Regions from separate parts of the Homo sapiens genome. Here regions 2 and 3 are each linked to region 1. The links are chromatin contacts, found by Hi-C in ENCODE. All regions are on one chromosome and are shown on one strand. Each heading gives the region's core, a stretch centred on a gene start or an enhancer-like site at or near the end of the contact. The rest is flanking DNA. Distances are from core to core; before and after follow the strand shown. Region 1 holds the start of LLPH (LLP homolog, long-term synaptic facilitation factor). Region 2 holds the start of CPSF6 (cleavage and polyadenylation specific factor 6). Region 3 holds the start of CNOT2 (CCR4-NOT transcription complex subunit 2).

Evidence for each region. Hi-C counts contacts between places; a loop is a spot of excess contacts on that map. Pooled maps may share reads with other maps.
Region 2: a loop to region 1 is called in a map of CD8-positive, alpha-beta T cell, with 13 times the contacts of the local background. The contact joins the promoter of CPSF6 here to the promoter of LLPH in region 1. A Hi-C loop is called at or near these places in 2 of 168 maps with a recorded cell type or tissue (CD8-positive, alpha-beta T cell and naive thymus-derived CD4-positive, alpha-beta T cell) and 9 of 50 pooled maps.
Region 3: a loop to region 1 is called in a pooled map, with 18 times the contacts of the local background. The contact joins the promoter of CNOT2 here to the promoter of LLPH in region 1. A Hi-C loop is called at or near these places in 7 of 50 pooled maps.

Annotation. Positions count from the first base shown.
Region 1 is chr12:66,129,303-66,132,002 of GRCh38, forward strand. LLPH (LLP homolog, long-term synaptic facilitation factor) reads right to left here and starts at 1,448. Exons shown (of 3, transcript NM_032338.4): 1 at 1,403-1,448. LLPH-DT (LLPH divergent transcript) reads left to right here and starts at 1,449. Exons shown (of 2, transcript NR_125724.1): 1 at 1,449-1,673. RefSeq lists enhancers at 1,172-1,321, 1,362-1,471.
Region 2 is chr12:69,238,241-69,240,940 of GRCh38, forward strand. CPSF6 (cleavage and polyadenylation specific factor 6) reads left to right here and starts at 1,329. Exons shown (of 10, transcript NM_007007.3): 1 at 1,329-1,466. The coding sequence starts at 1,407. RefSeq lists silencers at 1,152-1,651, 1,802-2,021 and enhancers at 1,485-2,065, 2,066-2,645.
Region 3 is chr12:70,242,031-70,244,730 of GRCh38, forward strand. It overlaps CNOT2 (CCR4-NOT transcription complex subunit 2), which reads left to right and starts at 1,403. Exons shown (of 16, transcript NM_014515.7): 1 at 1,403-1,450. PRANCR (progenitor renewal associated non-coding RNA) reads right to left here and starts at 1,330. Exons shown (of 5, transcript NR_120460.1): 1 at 1,282-1,330; 2 at 794-863; 3 at 151-199. RefSeq lists enhancers at 689-1,888, 1,063-1,262, 1,993-2,132 and silencers at 822-1,361, 1,433-1,692.

The sequences.
Region 1 (2,700 bases), core at 198-2,697:
CTAAATAACAAGATATCAAATCAAACTTGTGGTCATAAGCAAACTACAAATCAAACCAATTCTGAAAGCACCTTGCATGTCTTTTTTCTTTTTTTTTTTTTGAGACAGAGTCTTGTTCTGTGTCCCAGGCTGGAGTGCAGTGGCGCGATCTCAGCTCACTGCAACCTCCACCTCTCAGGTTCACGCCATTCTCCTGCCTCAGCCTCCCGAGCAGCTGGGACTACAGGCGCCCGCCACCACGCCTGGCTAATTTTTTGTATTTTTAGTAGAGACGGGTTTTCACCGTGTTAGCCAGGATAGTCTCGATCTCCTGACATTGTGATCCGCCCGCCTCGGCCTCCCAAAGTGCTGGGATTACAGGCTTGAGCCACCGCGCCCGGCTGAATTTCTTTACAAAATACAGAAATTTAATTTCCCCAGAATGCAACAGCGTCATCACCTTACATTTATGCAACAGCTTACAAATTACAAATGATTTTTATAAACACTTCACCTCATCTTCATTATCCATCCTCTCAAGCCAACTTAACGACTGTAAACTTATCTATTCCTACTCTTGTTTTCTTTCCACTCAGTTCCGCCCTAAATCCTCCACAAGGTGCTCAGTGTGATCTTTTAAAAAAGCATTCACTGCCTTTCTTCGAGTTCTTTAAAGACCTCCTCCCTCATATATATTCAAGATCTACAAGGTCATTTGTGATCTGTCCCCTGCCTCCTTCAACTCTATTTCATTTCATTCTCCATCCCCATCCCCGCAGGCACCAACTACGTCTGTAAAGAGTCCAAACTATCTCTACGTCAGTGCCTTCATATTTGCTGTCCCTATGCCTGGCAACTGCTCTTCTCAAGGCTTGCTCCTTCATTCGCTACCTCAGAAAGGACTCCTCTGACCTCCGTAAGCTCCCTTCCCTGCTTATTAAGTGTTACAACCTGAAACCATTGTTTTCTGTCACGCCCCCCGACCCTCTCCCCAGACTGTAGACTCCACGAAGGTAGAGGGAAAGGTCTTGTTCACTGCTGAATCGCACACTTTTTGCATACTTGTTGAACGAACCACTAACATTTTTTGAACGCCGGCAATCACAGTCATTCCGCTCCCTTGTCTACATAACTCAACCCTTGCGAGGGGCTAGGAAAGCGGGCGGCAAACAACCTTGAGGGCCGAAGTTAACTTCAGCGGGAGTGAACGACAGGGGTGGGCTCCACTTTATCCAGTGCACTCGGAAGCCGGAGGGCCCCCACCAAAAAGAGCAAGGGGAACCCTCGCCCTCAACAAGGCCTGCATCTCCGGACTGGAGCTCAAGTATAGCCCAGCGAGTGTCAAGAAACGAAATTCTCCAAGGGTGGCGGAATCAAGCCCCAAGTCCCATGTGTCACTGGACCGGTGAGGAACCGAACTCACCTGAGAAACGAACACCCACACCTCACGCTCACGCCGACCGGAAGTCTTTGCACTTCCGTCTTCCGGGCGGAGGCCACCCGGGGCGGACGCATTGCACGCCGGGAGACAAAATGTCTCAAGAAGCCTTGAGAGGCGGGATTTTGGAACCCGGGCGCTGACGAGCTTCCGCCATTGGTGTGATCGCGGACCTAGAAACTTGGTCCGTCCCATACAGGTGTAGAAGTCGGATTTGGAGAATGCTGACGGGTGTCCGGTCAAGGTTAGGCCCCAGGTAGGTCCGCTTTCCGGACGTGGGCAGGGTAGCCCCGAGACTAACCTATGGAGTGAACCTGGCCAGGGGACCCTACTTGTCAGATAGGGAGCTCCGAGCCGACCTTTAGATCTGACCTCAGCGTTTACATGATACTCATGTATTTCCTTAGATCAAGTCAGCCTAGATCAGGTGTTCTTCCAGAGGCCGTATTGAGATCATTTTTATTTGCAGCCTGTGCATTTTCTCATCTCGGGTGATGGCCTCACAGATGTACACATATGTAAAACCGTATCAAACTGCACACTTTAAATATGTGCAACTTATTGCATGTCAGTTATACTCAAAGCGGTTACCAAAAACAGAAAACAAGCTTTTCCTACCCCAGAGAAGAATTTAAAGGGTAAAATGATCAAAGGATTTCAGTTCTATCAATGTTTACCTGTCTGATCACTTACGTATCAGACACAATGCTAAGCCTAGGACGATTGTCTTAGCTCACGAATAACACTTACTGTACAACTATTTCTACTGGCATAGGCTTTGGAACCATATAGGTCTGTGTTGTACTCTTGCTTCCAACACTTGTGAACGATATGGGTGAGTAATTAATGTCATAAGGGCCTGAATTTCCTTGTCCCTAAAGTGAACATAATACAACCTAATTGATGCTGTAAGAGTTCAACAAATGGTACCCTTTTTACATTATAGTTTCAAAAGTATAGCTACACAGTACTATTTGTAAGCAATGTTTCTAGAGATTTACGACATATACCCAAAAAACATGTCTTTAATGATGGCCTGGTAAACTCCTGCTGGTTGCCAGAAAAAGGGGTTCTGAGGCAATCTATGGGTACCTTTTTTCTTTAAATTTGTGTCCTTTATGAAACCATGCATAGTATGGAAATTACTGAATTCAGAATATAGCAAGGTTAAAGAGGCTGAAAAAAACCTAGAACATTTGATATAAAAAAAGGAAGCATGCCTAAGAAACCTGGTTTATTTAAATGAGATTTCGTTCTTATAAAGCAAGTGAATTTCTGTTTTA
Region 2 (2,700 bases), core at 79-2,578, 3.1 Mb after region 1:
GATTGAGTCTTTTTTATGCAAAAATGCTTGGATTTGAGGGGATTTTGGAATATTTGCATATACATAAATTATCCAGGAGATGGGACCCAAGCCTAAACGAAATTCATTTATGTTTCACATATACCTTATACACACAGCCTGAAGATTATTTCATACAATACTTTTAGTTATTTTGTGCATGAAAAAAAGTTTTGATTGCATTTTTGACTGCGACCTGGCAAATAAGATCAGGTGTGGAATTTTCCACTTGTGGCATCATGTCAGTGCGCAAAAAGTTTCAGATTTTGGAGCATTTCAAATTTTTGGATTAGAGATGCCCAACCTTACAGATGTTGTTTGGGTTATTCTATGAATGATTTCTGGCCAGTTTCTCAGGAAACACGCTCTACTACAGTATATTTTTTAATGAGTGAAAAAGAAATTAAGAATGGAGGGGAAAGTTTCAAACTGGAGAGACATCTTTGAGTAAAGTATCGTGGCTGAATGTTCCTACCTTTATTGACCATGTGACCTGGTTAAATCACTTAGGTTCTATTAGGCCTCAGTCTTCTCTTCTGTAAAATGAGATGTTTAGACCTAAGGACACCTTTCCAGTTCCCTTCCCGTTGGGACATTCTAGGATTCTGAGAGAGAAGCCCCCCTGGCCTCAAGATACCTCCACTCTCTTGGGTGTGCTCTAAGATGACTGCATTCATGTTAGAAGCATCTGAACTACGCCAGAGACAACCTACTGTAGATCTAAGGAAGAAAAAATGAATGGCAATGAATGCGAGAGGAAGGTGGGGGGGAAAGAAGCCCACGAAGATTAGAGATGGAAATGGCAACATAAACAGCATGCAAAGATAACCACTGACGGGTATCTAGCGTTTACGATGCAAATAAAACTCTGCTGGTCTCTGAGGATGCAGAAACAAGACATTGTTTTTGGTCTTAAGCCGTTCACAGAATGCCCGGGGGTTACACTTTGCATTTAAGCACGGACATATAACTTCCACCTTTAAAAGTCCTGGATGTGAGAAAGATAAGAACAACGGATAAATGAAAATATTAACAAAACGTCTGAGTATGCCAGAGGCCACGTGAAAAGACGGTGTGTGGAAACAGGTGGGACCCACTGCTAAGCTGGATGCGCGAGTAGGACAAAAAAATTGGCCCCCACTCCCGGGCCTCACCCAGACACAAAAGAAACGTCCTCTGCCCTCAGAGGCGCAGCCTTTCCTCAGCCAGCAGAGCGGCTGGGCTGCAGAGTCCCCGCCCCCGGCCGGCCCCTGTCGCCCGCGCCTCCCTCCCTCGGGCCTCGGAAGTGACGCAAGCGCCCCCCCACCGCCGCTAGATCCGCTGCTGCTGCCGCGGCGGGCAGACCTGCAGGAGGCGGCGGCGGCGGCGGCGGCCGAGGCTGAAGGAAGATGGCGGACGGCGTGGACCACATAGACATTTACGCGGATGTCGGCGAAGAGTTCAACCAGGTACGTGAGAGCCCAGGTCCCCGCCGCCGACGCGGGCGGCGCTGCGGCCGGGAAGCTGACCCGGGGCCCGCTGCGGCCGCGAGCCGAAGCGACTGCAGAGTGTGCGCCCTTGCCGCCTCTGGGCCGCGCCGCCGACCCCTGGCGTGGCGCCCCCCCGCCCCTCGTTCTACCGCGTCGTTTCACGGGCCGCGGGCGCGGCGAGTCGCCGCGGGGCCCGGAGCGCGGACGCGGGCCGCTGTGCAGCTGCCGCCGGCTCCTCCCTCGCCGGCGCTGCCTCGCTCCCTATTGTTGGCGGCACCCGGCTGGCGCTTCCCGCCGCGCTAGGCCCGGGCGGTGGGGCCGCGTGTAAGCGGCGGAGAGAACTGGCCGCCGCCGCGCCCCCTCCCCCGTCGCTGGTCGGAGGAGGAAGCCCTGGCGGGGCGCGTGCCCGCCGCCGCCGCCCCTTCCCCGCCGCTGCCGCTCGGGCTCCGATTCCTCCCATCGCTCCATTTTGTCTCCCTGCCCGCGCACTGTCGCCTCATGGAAGGCCGCGTTCACGGCCCTTTGTATCCCGCGCGCCCAGTCCCCGGGGCTCTCCTTCTCGGGTTTGCGACAGGTTTCGGCGTGGCGCCTTCCTCCTCCCCTCACACTTTCTGAAGGCGACTGAGGTGCGGGCTCATTTGCAACAAGTCCTTTGACTTTTGGAGCCACAGATAAAAGTCGGTGCGCTGGTCCTGCCTCATTAATCCAGGGCTTGCAGTGCTTTGAAGCCCAGTCGTTGTTGGCCTTTGTGATGAAAATACCTGTGAAGATGAGTGGCCGGGGACCAAAAGGAAGAATTGGAAGCGCGATGGTTGGATGGAACAAAAAGATGTTAGCTCACCCACAGATCTCATAGTGATTAAAATGAAAGAACGTTCACCCCAAATCCTTATGATGTGGTTTAAAAATAAAGAGTTATAGATAAGACCCTATTTTCGAAAACAAAGTGTTAAATCCCCCCACCCCCACCCCCGGGCCCCGTGTTACCTTTTGAAAGGTTGAGCGAAAGTGAGAATGCAAGGTTTTCCTGAACGACGTTGCTTAGAGGTAACGCGGGGCTGTGATGTCTGTTAATGGGCATCCTTGCAAAAGATGTCGTTTGTTGCTAGTGACGTTTAAGGTTTGAACCTGCTGTTCGTATCTACTGCATTTTATGTAGTAACACATTTAAAACAATTAAATTGTGCTTAACTGCAATGTTCCTAAAAGCCTT
Region 3 (2,700 bases), core at 153-2,652, 4.1 Mb after region 1:
AAAAAAAAACAGTGAAGTAGAGTGTTTGATGAAATGAATAACCAAGCAAAACATTTTCTACCTACACCAGTACCACTAGGAGTTGAAATAAATTCACACAATGTCTGCTGATATGTCAAAACACCTTACCTTCAAAAACATGACAGTTACCTTTTATTTTATAGTATGCTTGTGTTTCTTCCTATTTCTTGCTTTTGACCTTCAATGATAAATGTAAACTGGATTACAGTGATTCTTTTGTAAGTAAAAGGTGACTTTTTAAAAGAAACAACCAATGGAAATAGAAATTTTATTTACTTCAAATTAACTGTACTTTACTCAAATAGAAAAGAATAATTTTCACATTATGAAGCTACACAATTCCAAAATACACATGCTGAGGCTCTTTTTAAGTCCGAATTGTCTAGTAATTACAAAAAAGTGAAGAGTTTACAGATATACAAGGAAATAAAGGCGAATTATTGCAAAGAAAACAAGTTTAATTTCACTTTGAATGACAACGATTTTTCTGGAAAGCAGATACTTCACTCCTTTAAGTTTCCACCCAAGCCACAATAATTTCAAACGGTCTTGCGGATGACCCAGCTGGTCACTCTTGTTTATGTGGGGACTGGAGGTAATGAGAGCCAAAAAAAGTGCTATAAACCTAATTTGGCTAGAGCAAGTTCACACGACACGACCGTGCTTTAAAAACTTGCTCTCCATTATGTACTTCCTTCCATCAGGTTGGGGAAAAAAAAATGGTGGGGATGGTGAGTAAACACACCAGTGGTTTCATCAGAGGGGAACTCACTACTCAGGAGGTGACGGTGACGTGGTGCCGGTCCCTGAAGTACGCGCACAAGCTCCGGAGGTTGCGGGAGCTGAGGGAGGAAACAGGGACACGATCAGATTCGCTCCAGGTGGCGGGAGTGAGGAGGGGAGGAGTGACGAGGCGGACGTGCGGGGGCGGGGGTGTCCAACACAAACACAAACACAAACACGAACACGAACACGCTCAGCGTCCCCGGGGAGGGCGGACTGAAGCCACCTCACCATTCATCGCCCCTGGACCCCGCAGTCCCCCTCGGACTCAGGGCCAGAGCCTTCTGCGAAGCAACCTAGCCCCAGGGAAACGGTAGCGGCCGCAGAAGCCCCGCTCTCTGTAACGGCCGCGGAGGAGCAGCAAGCCTCCCTGTGAGTCGGTGGGAGACAAGACGGAGCGGCGGTAAGGGCGGTAGGGAAGTGAAGCGCCTCTCTCCACCTTGTTAGAAGCGCGCTGAAAGCGGCCTGCCTACCCACCCCATCGCTGCCGTTTTGCAGTCGTCGCTCCCACCTTCCGCTGCCGCCTGGAGGGAAGCCGGAGCGACGGGGGTCACGGCGGCGGTCAGAGGGTAAAGGTCTTGCTCCCAGCAGCCTCCGCGGTGGATACGTCGCCATCTTGGATCCGCGGGACAAGAAAATTCATGCGGTGAGTTTTTGGTAAATTTTCGGAAGTCTGGCAGCGGGGCGCGCGGCGGGGGCGGCAGATTCGGGGCCCCCGCAAGGCGGGGGAATGCCCCGGGGCCGGTCCGGTCGCGCCCAGGGTCCGCCGGTAGCGTCCCGGCCCACCGCTTCCCGTTGCTTTTGTCTCGGCTCCAATCGAGAGACGGAGAGCGGAGCGGGCGGGGAGGGGGGTGGCGGCGGTGGAGGGAGGGAGGGGGTGTGTATGGGGGTGGTGGTGGACCGGACGTAAAGCGTCGCTGTACTCGGGCCGCTGCAGCAGCAGCAGCTCCAGATCCTAGGCCCGGTCCCATCCGCGAGTGGTGGGGCTTCCCCAGACTCCACTCCCCTAGGCTCCCGCCAGCGCGGAGGAGCCGCTGCCGCCGCGCTGCTTCCTGGGGGAGAAGAGAAGGCGGCAGCGGCCGTGGCCGTGGCCGACGAGCTCGAGCCCGCTTTAGACGGCTCTGCCGCCTTCCCGGCAGCTGGTGCTGTCTGTGGCTTCTTACCTTCTCTCAATACACGTATATCATCTGCCAGTTATGTGTATTTCTGTTAGTGTGTTTGCAAGTGTCAGATGGGAGACACTGGACTGGCTAACGGGTGTCAGGATCCTGCAGGCCCTGGGATACCGAAGGCTGTGCATGGTGGAGGGAGAAGGAATGCAACTGCGATGCCGCCTCTGCCACCGCACCAGGAAGGTGAAGCTTCCGTAGTGTCGTAGACTGAGTCCGGATGATCCTGGGGCGGCGGAGGAACCACAGACGCTTCTGTCTGTGAAGTTGCAAGTCCTGGGTTTCTACTTCCGCAGGGGCCTCTCCACCTTTTGCTGTCGTAGGTCTCGCTTAAAAGTTTAACAGAAGAAAAGAGTAGGGTTAAAAGAGGCCTTTGTAGTTCTTCATTGAAGCACTGTTGTCTGTCCGGGTGAAAGCTGATAACTCTTGGTAACTGTGGTCCTTAGCAAAAGAGAATTGGAGTTTTCTTTTATACAAAGTATTTCCAAGGTTTTAGACCTTATATTTATTCCAGGCCTGTAGGTACGGTATTACTACCACAAAAGTCTTACATTAAGGGTACCACCCTCTCAGAGGGAACCTAAACATCAACTTCCTTCGAATCCTTGGAGACATCTTCACTTTTCAACATCCGGAAGACTGAGTGCAACATATTTTGTTTCATTTTCATAAAAGTCTTGGTCAGAGAATCCCACTCCTTTTAAAATCGTTTGGGCAATTCCTCATA